2 separate regions of the Homo sapiens genome follow, and region 2 is linked to region 1. Evidence: chromatin contacts called from ENCODE Hi-C or POLR2A ChIA-PET data. All regions are on one chromosome and are shown on one strand. Each heading gives the region's core, a stretch centred on a gene start or an enhancer-like site at or near the end of the contact. The rest is flanking DNA. Distances are from core to core; before and after follow the strand shown. Region 1 holds the start of PLEKHA7 (pleckstrin homology domain containing A7). Region 2 holds the start of NCR3LG1 (natural killer cell cytotoxicity receptor 3 ligand 1).

Region 1 (7,413 bases), core at 2,587-5,086:
GGTCTCAGTGGCTTGCACCTGTAATCCCAGCACTTTGGGAGGCTGAGGTGGGTGAATCATTTGAGGTCAGGAATTCAAGACCAGCCTGGCCAACATGGTGAAACCCTGACTCTGCTAAAAACACAAAAATTAGCTGGGCTTGGTGGCATATGCCTGTGATTCCAGCTACTCGGGAGGCTGAGGCAGGAGAATTGCTTGAACCCAGGAGACAGAGGTTGCAGTGAGCTGAGATTGTGCTGCTGCACTCCAGCCTGGGTGACAGAGTGAGACTCTGGCTCAAAAAAAAAAAAGTTTCCTTTTTAAAGAAACTGCCAAACTATTCTTCAGAGTGGCTGTACCATTTTACATCCCACTAGCAATGTATGAGACATAAAGTTTCTCTGCATACTCTTTTGTCACTATTTTTTATTTTAGTTTCTAACATATAATTTTGAAAATCAGTGATAGGCATTGAGTTTTATTGATTACATATTTTGGCATTTATTGAGATAATTTCAGTGTGTCTCTTATTGGACCTATTAATGAATTGTATTATTCTATGTATCTATATGTATATGTTTTAAATGATAAAAAGATCAAACAGTATGAAAGGGGAAACAAGGTAAAGTAAATCTCGTACCATTCCTATTAGAGTTTCCCTCCTCAGAGGCAATCACTTTACCTGATTCTTGACAGTGTAGGGACTATATCTGTATGTTAACAGTAGCATATCACATGCACAGTACTGTAGCCTGCCTTTTCACTTTATTTATTTATTTATTTAGAGATGATGTCTTGCTCTGTCACCCAGAATAGAGTGTAGTGGCCCAATCATAGCTCATTGAAGCCTCAACTTCCAGGGCTCAAGTGATCCTCCCACCTCAGCCTCCCAAGTAGCTGTAACTATAGGTATGCGCCCCATGCCTGGCTAATGTATCTTTTGTAGAGATGGAGTTTTGCCATGTTGCCCAGGCTGGTCTTGAATTCCTGGACTCAAGCCATCCTCATGTTTCAGCCTCCCAAAGTACTGGGATTATAGGTACAAGCCACTGCATCTGGCCCATTTAATATCTTACAGACCATTCTATATCAGTACGTAGGGATCTATTCTCATTCTTTTTTACAGCTTGCATAGCATTCTGTTTTTGTTGTTGTTGTTGTTGAGGAATGTGCCAGTTTAATCAACCAGGTCTTTTTTGATAGACATTAAGGTTATTTCCAGTTCTTTGTAATTACTGACAATGCTGCAGTGAATACTCTAGTACACTGGAATTTGTGCCCCATGTAAGCACTAATGTAGGATAAATTCCTGACATGAAATTGCTAGGTCAAGACATTGAGGTTGGAATAGCTGTGCCAAATTGCCTTCGAAGAGGCTCAAACATTTTAAAGTCCCATCAACAATGAACAAGAATGTCTTTCTCTACAATATCTTTTCTTTCTTTCTTTTATGAGACAGAGTTTCACTCTGTCACCCAGGCTGGAGTGCAGTGGCGTGATCTCTGCTCACTGAAACCTCCACCTCTAGGGTTCAAGTGATTCTCCTGCCTCAGCCTCCCAAGTAGCTGGGATTACAGGCATGCACCACCATGCCCAGTTAATTTTTGTGTTTTTAGTAGAGACAAGGTTTCACCATGTTGGCCAGGCTGGTCTCGAATTGCTGATCTCAAGCGATCCACCCGCCTCAGCCTCCCAAAGTGCTGGGATTACAGGCGTGAGCCACCACGCCTGGCCAATATCTTTTCTAATTTATCTTTTCCAATCTGACATCTAAAAAAATAGTATTTCACCGTAAGTTGCAGTTCTTCTATTATGAAGTGGCTCAGTATCTTTTCATTTGCTTAAAAGTTATCTGTATTACTTTTCTATTAACTGTGGGTTCATACCCTTTGCCCATTTAATGTATTATTTAAAATCAATGTTTAGCTAGCAAAACACCGCTTTCCTATTTTCATTTGCTCAACAACCTCCTCAGAGGCAGGAGGTTCCTTCAGACAGGTGTCCCCCGTCCTCTGCAACCAGTTACCTCTTCTAACTCATAAATGCCTCCTTCCCCAACACCACTGTCTGTTCCCAAGGAAGGGCCCCTTTATGGTCTCATCAACATCTCACAGCCCTCCCAAAATTATGTGCATGCTCTCCCATCCCTCCCCTCTGGAGTGCTCTTTTCCCAGTCAAACCTAACCAGTCCTTCAGGGTCCAGCCTAATTCCACCTGTTTGGGCACCTTTCTGAATAACTAGTGCTCACATTGCATACAGTCTCACTTTCAGGCGCGCCTCCTCCCATCAATCAGAGCCTATGTCCCGAGAAGGCTGGGCCTGACAACAGCTGGAGCCCAGCTGCTGCTCTGTCTTTGCTCAGTGTGTGTGTGTGTGTGTGTGTGTGTGTGTGGCCGGGAGTCTGAGTGTGGAGTATGTTTCATTCACTCATCCTGCAGTTTTTTTTTTTAGACTGAGTCTCGCTGTTGCACAGGTTGCAGGGCAGCGGCGCGATCTCGGCTCACTGCAACCTCTGCCTCCCTGGTTCAAGCGATTTTCCCGCCTCAGCCTCCTGAGTAGCTGGGATTACAGGCGCCCGCCACCACGCCCGGCTAGCTTTTGTATTTTTTTGGTAGAGACGGGGTTTCACCATGTTGGCCAGGCTGGAATAGAACTCCTGACCTCAAGTGATTCACCCGCCTCGGCCTCCAAGAGTGCTGGGATTACAGGCCTGAGCCACCGTGCCCCACCCCATCCTACAGTTATTGAATGCGTAATGCATACATGAGTCAGGTGCTGTTCCAGGCATTGGAGACCAGGCAGTGTATGAGGTAGATCAAAGCCCCTTCTCTCATCCAGCTGACATGTTGGAACTAATATACAACAAACAAGACAAACACAAATATCAATTAAATGTAAACAAGTAATGAAATAGCGAGGGAAGGAGGGGAAGGATTTTCTTTGCAGAGGGCTCAGGGAGGGCTCCCCGAGGAGATAAGATAGGAGTAAAGACCCGAATATGAGAGGGTGCCGCCACTGCAAAGAGCTTTGCAGGGCCCCCTAGAGGCCCCGCCTGGCCACCGCTCTTCCAGAGATGGACGTGCTGCCGAGCCCTCAAAACCCCTTTTTTCTGTTACTTGACAGAAACTGAAGGCAAGAGCTTGCGATCCCTGCAACCTCAGTGGTGTGTGGCGGTAACCCTGCTCCCTCCTGTTTCACATCCCAGCTGAAAACTTGGGAAAATGAAATCGCGCTCGGCCTGCCGTTGATAGAGCACCTACTACATGCCATGGTCCGGTTAAGCACTTTATGCGATTGTTACTTCATTTAATCTACACAACAATCCCGTGTGGACTCGATTAACCTTACAGGGGAAGAGAAGGAGGCTGGGAATATGGCAGGAACCTGAGTGTTAACTTGGTTCACACACAAGCGGAGTTCCCGGGTCGGGAAGTTCTGTGGTGCGGGTCGGCTGGGGTTTACTGAGCGTTCGGGCGCTCGCCGTTTTCGGAGTTGGTCGGGTCCAACCGCGCGCCCCGAAGCTGCCCAGGCGCGCCCGCCAGCGGCCCCCGCCAGCGGCCCCCCGCGCCGCCCGGGTCTCCCGGCCTCGGGGGCAAAGGGGAGCGCCGGTGCCAGCAGGCTGGGGGCGGGGAAGGCTCGGGGACAAAGGCCGCGGGCACTGCGCTGGGTTGGCCGGAGCGGCTGCGAACTCCGGGCGCCAGGACCCGGCCGGGCGGTCGCTCCCTCAGGAGCCCGCGCCTGGATGGAGCGCCTCGCGGCGCCGCCGGGCCACGCGCAGGCCGAGCCCCCGCCACCGCCCCCGCCTCCGCCCCTGCCCGCGCCCCCGCCCCCTCCCCCCCACCCCGCGGCGGCTCCGCGCTCGGCGAACATGGCGGCGGCGACGGTCGGGCGGGACACTTTACCTGAGCATTGGTCCTACGGGGTGTGCCGGGATGGCCGCGTCTTCTTCATCAAGTGCGGCGCGAGGACCCGGGGACGCGGGGACGCGGGTGGGGGCGCGGGGGCGGGGGCCGGGCGGGCACCCGGCGGGCTGTGGCGGCGCTAACAGGTGCACCTCTCTGCCCGCAGTGACCAGCTCCGCTGCACGACCTGGCTGCATCCGCGCACCGGGGAGCCCGTCAACTCGGGCCACATGATCCGCTCAGGTGGGCGCCGGGCCGGCGGGTGGGGGGCGCGCGCAGCGGCGGCCCAAGTTTGACCCGACTTTTCTGGCGTTTCCGCAGACCTGCCCCGCGGCTGGGAGGAGGGCTTCACGGAGGAGGGCGCCAGCTACTTCATCGAGTGAGTGAGTGGGGCCGCCGCGCTCGCACCTGTGCCGCGGGGGGGGGGTCCCTCCCCGTTCCCGCCGGGCGCCCCGCCCTTCCTCTGCTCCCGCCGGCCCGGGCTCGTTGGCGCGCGCTGCGCCGCGGCCACACTCAACGTTTTGTGTGCCCAAGTTGTTTGGCGGCCTCCGAGAGGAAGGCGGTGGGGGCCGCACCTACGCTGGGGACCTGGGCCGGGGGGGAAGAGGCCGCAGACTCTGCGCCCTGGACCTTGCAATCCGGCTGGATTCGGGTGCTGGTGTGCGGGCTGGGCACGCCTCCCCTCTAGGGTCTGGGGCTGCGCCCCGCCGGGAGAGGCGAGTGCCGGGACCTGGATGGGCTCGGGTGGGAGGAGTAGAACGAGAAGTTCTGTCCTGGTGTGGGCCTGCGGGGTTGGAGTGGGGAGAGGGAGAGACTAGGGGAATCTCGCTTAGGAGGACGCCCCCTCTCCCGCCGCAGGCTCTGGGATGGTCTTGGAGAGTCGGAACCTCGCCCCCGGCCTCCATCCACTGCGCGGGCCTGCGGGGAGGGAGGGGGTGGGGAAGGGAACTGGTCAACCAATGACTTTCCTCGAGCGCTCCGCGTCTCTTCGGCCGGAGCTGAACCGGGGGATTGCTGGTGCTTCCGTTAGTCCACGGGCGACTTTTCCGCAAAAGCCCCGGAGTGTTGGCGCACCAGCCAGGTTACCCTGGGTCTGTAGGATCAGTCCATGTCAGATTGGGGCGCAGTAAGTGAAGGCGCGGGTCAGGCTCCTATGCCAGTACAGGCTTTGCTTTCCCACTCCGGCGGGAGTCTGTGTTGCAGCGTGTTTCCCTCTGCCTGCTGAGCTCCGGGAGGCCAGACACTGCCTTTGACCCCTTGCCCCAGTGCCGGACAGCAAGTAGGCACTCGGTAAATGTTTGTTCACTGAATGAATCAGCTCGCCAAAGGTCTGGACGGTGGTCTGACTAGTACTGACTGGGTGTACCTCGGCGACTGTGAGTCAGAACTACTACTGTTAGGAATAAAGCAGCCTATTTCAAGAAAACCCCGGAACCTCCTTTTCTGGTTTGGGTTCTTGCATAATAGTTGAAAATACTGATGGGTGAGATTTACAGACCTAAGGACTAGGGCCTTGCTGCGGTTCTATTGCCCTGCCTCATATGTGTGTATGTGAAGTTGGGGAGTTGGCTGGGGCCATCAGAGTCTTGCTGTCAGTGGGCCTCTCTGGCTCATAACTGCATCAGTTGATGTTATTACAATTTTCCTGTGTGCCACACGTTCACACGTTGTTCTAGGCATTGGGAACAAAAAACAGAAAAGTTCTAGGTGCTCATGGAGCTTGCAATCTAATAGGAGAGGGAAGGGAGTAGAAAATAAGTAAAAAACACAAATAATAATATCAGATCGTGGTTACTACTGTGCAGAAAGTTAAAATAAGGTGATGTGACATGGAGTGACTGGGTGGCTTGGTTGTACTGGGAGATCGGGATGGTGTTTCTGAATAGGCAACATTTAAAGTAAAATTTGAATGACAAGAAGGAGACATCATGTGATGATGAGTTGGCAAAGCATTTCGGGAAGAGCGAACAGCCAGGGCAAGGGCTTAAGGCAGAAAAGAGCTTGGAGTTTAAGGAGCAGGAAGGCTGGAATGTGGTGCACAAGGGAGAAAGTGGCATGAGGAGAGGTCACAGGTAGGAGAAAGGTAAATGCCGCAAAGCTTTGTGAGCCGGGGTGAGGAATTTTCATACTTTATTCTAAGCCCAGTGAAACGTCATTGGAGGGTTTTAAGCAGGGAAATGGCATGATTTGGTGTGTGTTTTTAGAACGATCACTGTGAGGAGATTGGATTGTAGGTGGCCACTGCAGGGGGAGGCAGGAGAGCAGCTGAGGCTGTTGCCCTCTTCCAGGCAGGAGTTAGAAGTGGCTTGCCTGAGGGTGGTAGCACAGTAGACAGGGAGTAGTGGTCACATTCAGGCTGTGTTTAGGAAATAGGCTCTTCACACCTTCATGATGGACTGAATAGTCTGTGGGAGAAAGAGAAGAGGCAAAGATGACTCCTCAGGGCTTGGGCACCTGAGTGGATAGCATTCATATCGTTGAGATGGGAAGAGCCGGTTTGGGGTGGAGGAGAATCATGAGATCTTGTTTTGCCATCTTACATTTGAGATATGAGTATGTCAGATAGTGTGATCTGAAGCTTGGTGGGGAGAGAGGACAGAAGAGACCCATTGGGTATAATAGATGTTATTCAAGGCCATGGGATTAGATGAAATCCCCTAGGAAGAGAGTACAGACAGAAGAGAGATGTTCTGAGGCTTTGGATGGTCAAAGCAGTGTTTAGAGGGGTGAGAGGTGAAGCCAGCAAGGAGACTGAGAAGGACTGAGAAGGTAGGAGAAACCCCAGGAGAATGCATGGTCACAGAAGCCTTAAAGGACAAAATCTGACTGGAGTAGGTGGAAGATAAAACACGGGGTGAAGACAGGGAGTCAGTTAGGCAAATCTTCCAGGTAGTTTTGTTGCAAAGTGGAGTTGAGACATTAGCCGGTAATTGGAGAGGATGTGGGTTTGAGGGAGGGTTCTTTTTTTTGGTGGGAGATTGTACAGCATGTTTGTTTTGATGGGAATGATCCCACTGAGAGGAAGAAGTCGATGCTGCAGTAAAGAGACGGGGCAGTTGCTGGAGCAGTGTTTCTAAGAAGGTGAGAGGGATGGGATCCATGGCCTGCATCTCACTAGCGTCACCCAGGGGCAGGGCCCATCATTCATTTGGCGGGAGGAAGGGCTGCAAGTGTCCCAAAGTACCAGGTGCAGCCTTGGGCTGGGTGTGTGAGGCCGCGTGTGGGACTCTGGAGGCTGGAGCACAGCCTTCCACACCTTTGCTGACTCTTCCATGGTAACTTGTCTGTGAGGTCCCTAATGATTTTCCTACAGTGAGCTCCTGTGCCCCCAGGGCCTTGGCTGACTCCTCCCAGGCCTAGAAAAAGCAATGTGTGACAGTGTTCCCTACCCTCAAAGGCAGGGCCCTGTGGCAGGTGATTGTACTTCTGACGTCCTTCTGTGACAATTTTTTGAGAGACTTAAGGGTTTTGGGAGTAATTGTTCTCTCCCTCATCCCCCGCCCCCCACATGAAAAATGTTTTACTGTTGTC
Region 2 (7,413 bases), core at 3,161-5,660, 340 kb before region 1:
GCTGAGATCATGCCACTGCACTCCAGCCTGGGTGACAGAGCGACACTCTGTCTCAAAAAAAAAAAAAAAAAAAGAAAGAAAGAAAAGAAAAGAAAAAGACAAGACATGAAGCTGGGCCTGGTGGTTCACACCTATAATCCCAGCACTCCCAGAGTCTGAGGCCAGAGGATCGTTTGAGCCCAGGTGTTCCAGACCAGACTAGGCAATATAATGGGACCTTGTCTCTACAAAAAAATAAAAATAAATTAGCCCAGCATGGTGGTTAGCACTTGTAGTCCCAGCTACTTGGGAGGCTGAGGTGAGAGGATCCCTTGTGCCCAGAAGTTCAAGGCTGCAGTCAGCCGTGATAATGCCATTGCACTCTAGCCCGAGTGACAGAGTGAGACTCTGTCTCAAAAACAAACAAATAAATAAATAAATAAGAAAAGACATGACAGAGAGATATGTCTCTCTCCACCACGTAAAGATACAGCAAGAAGGTATCCTTCTATAAACTAGAAATGAGGCTCTCACCAGAAACCAGATCATCCACACTTTCCTCTTGGACTTCCCAGCCTCCAGAATCATGAGAAATAAATTTCTGTTTAAGCCACACAGTATATATCTGTTATGGTAGCCTGGCAAGACTAAGACAGGACATTTTTCCATTTCATTTATTTAGATTTTAAATTTCTTTCAGCAATATTTTACAGTTTCCAGAGTATATATTTTCTGTTTCTTTCGTTAAATTTACTCATAAGTATTTTATCTTTTGATGCTATTGTAAAGAGAATTTTCTCTTTTTTTTTTGATGTTTTCCTATTTATTTATTTAGAGACAGGGTCTCGCTGTGTCACCCAAGCTGGAGTGCAGTGGTGCTATCACTGCTCACTGCAGCCTCCACCTCCTGGGCTCAAGTGATCCTCCTGTCTCAGCCTCCCAAGTAGTTGGGACTACAGGCACATGCCACCATGCTCAGCTAATTTTTTCATTTTTTGTAGAGATGGAGTCTTACTAAGTTGCCCAGACTGGTCTCTAACTCCTGGGCTCAAGCAATCCTCTCATTGCCTCCTCAAGTATTGGGATTACAGGTATGAGCCACTGCGACTGGCTAGATGTTTTCCATTTTAGAACAGTAGGTTGCTAGCAAGTTTACGCTTATACCTATTCCAACAAAAAGTGCAAGGACAGTTCAAAATATTACATTTGCTATTTCAAAGAAGAGTACAACTCCAAAGAAGTCAGACTCATTACTAACAATGCAGAGCTAGACATCTATATTTAGATAAATGTCAGAAACCGAATTCCCCTTGTTGCCATCAAACATGTCCTTTCATTAGTCACATCCAACATATCTAAATAAAGTTTTCAAAATTAATGTTAACAAAAATGTATCCAAAAACCTGCCAACTTACTCAAAGATTTGTGCAAGTCTATTTTTTAAAATAATACATTAGGGAAACGCGGTGACAAGCTTTCTGTTCTATGTATCAAAGCAAAAACAGACTTGACCTACAAAATGAAGATAGGGTCAACTGTAACCAAAAAAACAGTATGCTTCCCCCTGGTGGCCAACCAAGAAATGGAGAAACCAAGGATATGAAACAGCCAGGCCACCTAGTTGTATTGTCACTCTTAAAAACGAAAAGTGACTACCAAAAAAAAAAAAAAAAAAAAAAAAAAAAGAAGAAGAATTGGGGGGTCGGAGGGAGAAGGGAAAATATCAAAAACACTAACATGTGCTTAAAAGGAATACAAACCTGAGTGCCAGACTACATAAATTTAGAAGATTTAAATCAACAAATCAAAATTTAGAAGGCAAATTTGGGAAACCTCGTCTATTTTCAGAGCGCCCAAGCGCTCACCCAGGACCTCCATGTATTTTCATTTAAAGGTACAGAGTGTAGTACCTTAACAGCTTAACAGCATTCGCCTTTTTCAAGGACTAGATCCTTGGAATTTTCTGCAGTCTTGTTTCCAAGGAAAAGCATTTATGCATTTATCTTTTCAAATCAACTAGTGGTATAACCTACATAGAGAACCTCCAGTTCTAGAGCTCTCCAACTAGGGAGGACTGTTAACTACAGCTTTACAAATTGCTCTTTTCAACTTCATTTCTGAAATAAAACCTAACGTTCTTTAAAACATTTTCTATATCAACAACCTTTAAAGACATTCTCATACAAAGACGGGCTAGAATCTCTTGCATTAAAATCTGACGAATTCCTTTGTATGACTGGATTTTTTTTTTCTTGTACCACTTTAAATTTGCTTCCACGCAGAATAGCAGCCAGGCAAACAGATGCTCCATCCTAAGGTGTAGGAATTTCTTGTAGGCGGAAATGATTTGTTAGGCGAAAGCTTCCGAAACGGTTTTCCATTTCACAGTCTCTTCCGGTGCCAAAGTCCAGCACCAACGCCTGGTTCTGGGGTCCGACCCTCATGCAGCCGCCGCCGCGCTCCTCGTGGCTGGACGAGCCGGAACTAGCTTCCTCCAGGAGCTGCTGCTGCTGCTGCCGTCACTGGGCGCCGCCGCACAGCCAAACGGCGTTCCTCCCTCTCCGCTTCCCTGAGAACTCGCGGCCCTTCTCCACCACCACCAGCATCCGCGGGGACCGAGACCGGACGAAAGTGGCGGGGACCCAAGGCCCCTGAGGAGGGGGCGCCGGGCCCGGGAGGGGGCGCGGGACGGGCATGGGACCGGGTGGGCGCGGCGGCAGCCCACTGGCGCCACTTCGAGCTCGAGGAGACCCAGACTGATAGAGCGCGGAGGCGTTTCCAGACCGCAGCGACAGGCGTTTCCAGACCGCAGTGACAGGCGTTTCAAGTCCGCAGCGCGGAGACAAGCGCAATTTTGGCTTTCCACTTCACCGCCCACACTTCACTCGGAACTGTCTTATTTTCACATTGCTTATTGCAAATGTATAGAAATACTATTCACTCGTTTTTATTTCCACTTCCCTCTCCCATCGGGCAGCCATTCTAAGGTGTTTAACATGTAATTTTTGTTCTCTTTAAGGCTGTATCTTCTGTTTCTCAAACTGTGGAAATGGTATTGCATTGTATGTCCACTGTTTACTTGGCTCTACGCCTTCAACATCCGTTCACGCTGCTCGGCAAGCAGCAAGGGCGTGGTGTGAAGCTGCCGCCAAGGTCTCCACGGTGAGGTCCACACGCGGCTCTCCTCCACCTGCAGTGACTCGGGGCGCCCAGAGCGCGCCTCCGGGATTCCTACATTCCACCTCCACCACCCGGCACCCAGGAGCGTATTTTGGCCAGCCTAGTAAGGGTCAAGCAGCATCTTGTTGTTTAATTGCCATTCTTCTAGTTAGAAATGAGTTTAAATATCTCTACATACGCGTTTCAGCCTTTTAGTCTCCTGTTTAAGTTAACGCAGAACACGCCCATACGAGTTCCCAAAAAAGCAAGAGAACGTTTGAAGGTCACCACAAGATCAAAACACTCCCCTCCCTCTCTCAGTAAAGACCTAACTTAGCAAAGCCAGGAGGACCCACTGATATGCGGATGAATGATTTTTCCAATTTACCGATTCCCTGATTTTCTTCTCTCCTCCGGCCCCTCGGATGATGCGAGAGAGGCGCCAAATACCGAGGCACCAAACGCGCGACATCCAAGGAAGCACCGTTTCCGCTCTCACAGGTGTCGACCCTGCACAGGGCAGGCCTTCAATGTAAACCTGTTGCATCGGGGACTCCGCTTCTCACAAAGGAGGGACGCTTGAAAATAGAGCCCCCAGGCCGGGCGCGGGGGCTCACGCCTGTAATCCCCGCACTTTGGGAGGCCGAGGCGGCTGGATCACTAGGTCAAGGAGACCATCTTGGCTAACACTGTGAAACCCCGTCTCTACTAAAAGTACAAAAAATTAGCCGGGCATGGTGGCGGGCGCCTGTGGTCCCAGCTACTCGGGAGTCTGAGGCAGGAGAATGGCGTGAACCTGGGAGGCGGAGCTTGCAGTGAGCCGAGATCGCGCCACTTCACTCCAGCCTGGGAGACAGAGCGAGACTCCGTCTCAAAAAAAAAAAAAAAAAAAAAGGAGAAGAAATAGAAAAGAAAATAGAGCTCTCAGCCCCCAGGAAGTTGAGGTCCCCTGGCGGGATGCTAGGGAGCCGACCCGCGAGGACCCTCTGGCGCCAGGAGCCCCCGCCCCAGCCCACCCCAGCCGCCCCCTACCTTCGGTCGTCAGCGCCCACAGCAGAATCAGGAGCGCCGCGCACGTGGAGGCGGCAGCCCTCCACGTCATCGCCGCGGCTGCTGTTGTGTAATTTTTTTCGCCGAGTGGGAGCAGGCGGCCCGGTAGAAACCAAGGGCAGGGGGAGACCTCTGTTGCGTAAAGAGTTGACGGAGACACAGCCGGGATTTCCAGCCGGCGCTTTTGCACATCCCACTTCTTCAGATCCCTTCGGCAACTGCGAAGTCGCCTGGATTTCCCAGGTTCGCACTGCAGGAAGCCAGGCGCGTGACCAGCCCCACCCGCGCCGCACTTTAGCCCGGGGGCGGGCACCGGCCGGGGAATCCTCCCTCGCCTCCGCCCGCGGCACGAGGTTGCGCGGTTACAGCCCCGGTGCCTCTCGCGAGCGGCTCTGCGGTCCAGGACTCGGGGCATCCTCTGGGTTCGCTTAGTAAATTGAGACCGGGATCCAAGTGGCCCGGGGCGCTGCTCTAAGGAAGATGCTGACCGCAGTCGGTGATTGCGAGAGCAGGTGCACGCGTCCAGAGCGACATCTTACCGTTGGCGCGATAAACTTACATTACTTTAAAAACCAAAAACAACAAAAATTTAGCATTAAGTCGAAAGGCAAATTAAATCCCCAGGACAATTCAGTTAAACGCCTGAAGGTGGCCCTTAATTTCCCATTTCTACTAATCAAGAAGTGGCTTGCGACCTCCTGAAGCAAACCCAAATATTCTCATTCGGTGATTAAGTTTTACCACCTCTACACCAGTTTTTAAATCAATTTAACCGCAAAGTTCAGAACCCAAGTGGCACAGTAAATGTGTGTGCATTTATAACGCAGAACCTGCATTCTTTCCCCAGCAACCTGCATTCCATTTGTCTCATTGACCCTACTGCATTTTTCCTTCGCATCATTAAAAAGGATGTAATGTACAGAAAAGCACAGACAGACCTAAACTCCAATGCCAACCATGCCATCTGCTGATTATAAGACAGTGGGTAAGTGACCTCATATCCCCAGCCTGTTCACATGTCTCTAAAACTGAGAGAGTAAAAGCTTCCTTTCCAGGGTTAGAGACACTGTCACTGACTAAGCAAATAGTCACATTCTCACTTATCTGCAGAACAGAGTGCATACAGAAAGAGCTCAGAAGTGAAAGATGCGCAGAGTGCCCACAGTGGCAGCAACTAGCTGAGGGGCCTTCAGATCGCAGCCTTCCGGACCACCGTTATAACAGGTAGAGATATGCAAGGTTAAGTCCAGCTATTGAATTTTTAAAACCTAAATTACACCTCTTCTCAACCTCTGCCTCCTCCAAGGAGCCTTACCTGAGGAGACATCCTTGTCTGGTATTAGTGACATCATTAAATAACATTCCCAATGGAGGTATATGACGACTTCTTATACATGCCCAGAATAGTGATTCACAAAGTTGTGACACATACACATCACCCTGTAGAAATTATCAAATTACTCTTTTGGTAATTTTTACTGTTTTGGTAATTTTTTTGTACCCTTTTTACTCTAAAGGGTAAAACCGGCAGGTTTCTCTATTTATATTTCATTAGAATGAAAAGTCATTACCTGTGTTTTCGTTTTTACCAATATCATGTCTATTTGAACATCTTTTTTTTTTTTTTTTTTTTTTTTTTTTTTTTGGTGAGACAGAGTCTCGTTCTGTTGCCCAGGCTGGAGTGCAGTGGCGTGATCTCAGCTCACTGCAACCTCTGCCTCCCAGGTTCAAGAGATTATTGTGCCTCAGCTTCATCCTCCCAAGTAGCTGGGATTGCAGGTGCCTGCCACCACACCCAGCTAATTTTTGTATTTTTAGTAGAGACAGAGTTTCACCATGTTGGCCAGGCTGGTCTTGAACTCCTGACCTCAAGTGATCCGCCCACCTCGGCCTCCCAAAGTGCTGGGATCACAGGCGTGAGCCACCACACCCGGCCTGAACATGTCTTTTAATACTTTTGCCAACTTTCCATTCAACCCTAAAGCACACAGCAGATACCTCACGATGCTTCTCAAACAAAATAAGCATATATTCTCAGGAATTATTTATGGAAAACTCTGACTTTCTGTGTTCTTTATTGGTGCACAGCATTGAGACACGGTATTCAAATGCTGGTTGACACTGAGGTCATTTTTATGACACATTGCATCCAACTTGCTGTTGGAATATCACATACAATTTTGGAACCATATTGTAACACATATTGAAAATATCCAACAAGTAATCAGAATGGTAAATAAGGGACATTCACTCAAAGACATGTATCCAGGGACAGTATGGCAGAGACTGCTATTTGTCAACCAATATCTGTTTTCCCCTTTTTCCTTGAAAAAGGCCTCCAATATTTTCCTGGGCACAGGGATCAATAAAAGACTGCATTTCCTAATCATTCTGGAACTAAATGTGGCCATATGACCAAGTTCTGGCCAAAGTAATATAAATGGAAATGTTCTGTGTGACTTCTGGGAAATGTCCTTAAAGAGAAGGAAATGATCTTCTTTTCCCCTTCCTTCTTTCTGACAGCAGGATAGCAGATGTAATGCCTAGAGCTTGAGGAGACATCTTGCACCACAGTGTGGAAACCATGCACTAGGACAAAGGGACAGCAAAAGAGAAGGGTTCTGGGTCCCTGATGACTCGTGAAACCTCTACCAGCTTTAGAAGGACACCTCTGGACCTGTGGAACATAAGAAATAAAGTCAGTAAGCTACTCTTATTTAAAATGTTCTCATTTTCAGCAGAACCTAATCCTAATCACTACAAATGAGTAAAGGAGCTGAGCCCATTTTGTTTGGAGTAGCCTGGGGGTTTAAGAAATGGTACCAGTCTTGTAAGTCTCTGAAAAGCTAACACCTGTGTATGTGAGTACACATGTTAGGTGATGTTCTTGAAGGCAAAAGCAAGTTGGAGAGAGATTTTGGCTCAGTATAAGAAAAGCTTTCTGCTGGGCGCGGTGGCTCACACCTGTAATCCCAGCACTTTGGGAGGCCGAGGCGGGTGGATCACCTGAGGTCAGGAGTTCGAGACCAGCCTGGCCAACATGGTGAAACCCTGTCTCTACTAAAAATACAAAACTTAGCCAGGTGTGGTGGCAGACGCCTGTAATCCCAGCTACTCGGGAGGCTGAAGCAGGAGAATCACTTGAACCCGGGAAGCGGAGGTTGCAGTGAGCCGAGATCAATGCCGTTGCACTCCAGCCTGAGTGACAAGTGTAAGACTCTGTCT

What was found. A loop is a pair of places that touch in the nucleus more often than their neighbours do. ChIA-PET counts read pairs that join two places held with the same protein, here RNA polymerase II (POLR2A). Pooled maps may share reads with other maps.
Region 2: a pooled map shows a loop between it and region 1 (4-fold over the local background). The contact joins the promoter of NCR3LG1 here to the promoter of PLEKHA7 in region 1. A Hi-C loop is called at or near these places in 7 of 50 pooled maps. POLR2A ChIA-PET finds 5 or more read pairs at or near these places in 2 of 52 experiments (Caco-2 and MCF 10A).

Annotation. Positions count from the first base shown.
Region 1 is chr11:17,010,837-17,018,249 of GRCh38, reverse strand. It overlaps PLEKHA7 (pleckstrin homology domain containing A7), which reads left to right and starts at 3,836. Exons shown (of 27, transcript NM_001329630.2): 1 at 3,836-3,934; 2 at 4,049-4,125; 3 at 4,204-4,261. The coding sequence starts at 3,849. RefSeq lists a silencer at 5,134-5,428 and an enhancer at 5,313-6,074.
Region 2 is chr11:17,348,797-17,356,209 of GRCh38, reverse strand. NCR3LG1 (natural killer cell cytotoxicity receptor 3 ligand 1) reads right to left here and starts at 4,410. Exons shown (of 5, transcript NM_001202439.3): 1 at 4,171-4,410. The coding sequence starts at 4,240. It overlaps LOC105376576 (a long non-coding RNA gene), which reads left to right and starts at 4,344. Exons shown (of 3, transcript XR_931094.3): 1 at 4,344-4,431; 2 at 5,036-5,173; 3 at 5,299-5,397. It also overlaps a transcript of NUCB2 not described here. RefSeq lists enhancers at 2,995-3,044, 3,269-3,870, 3,871-4,472 and a silencer at 4,469-4,588.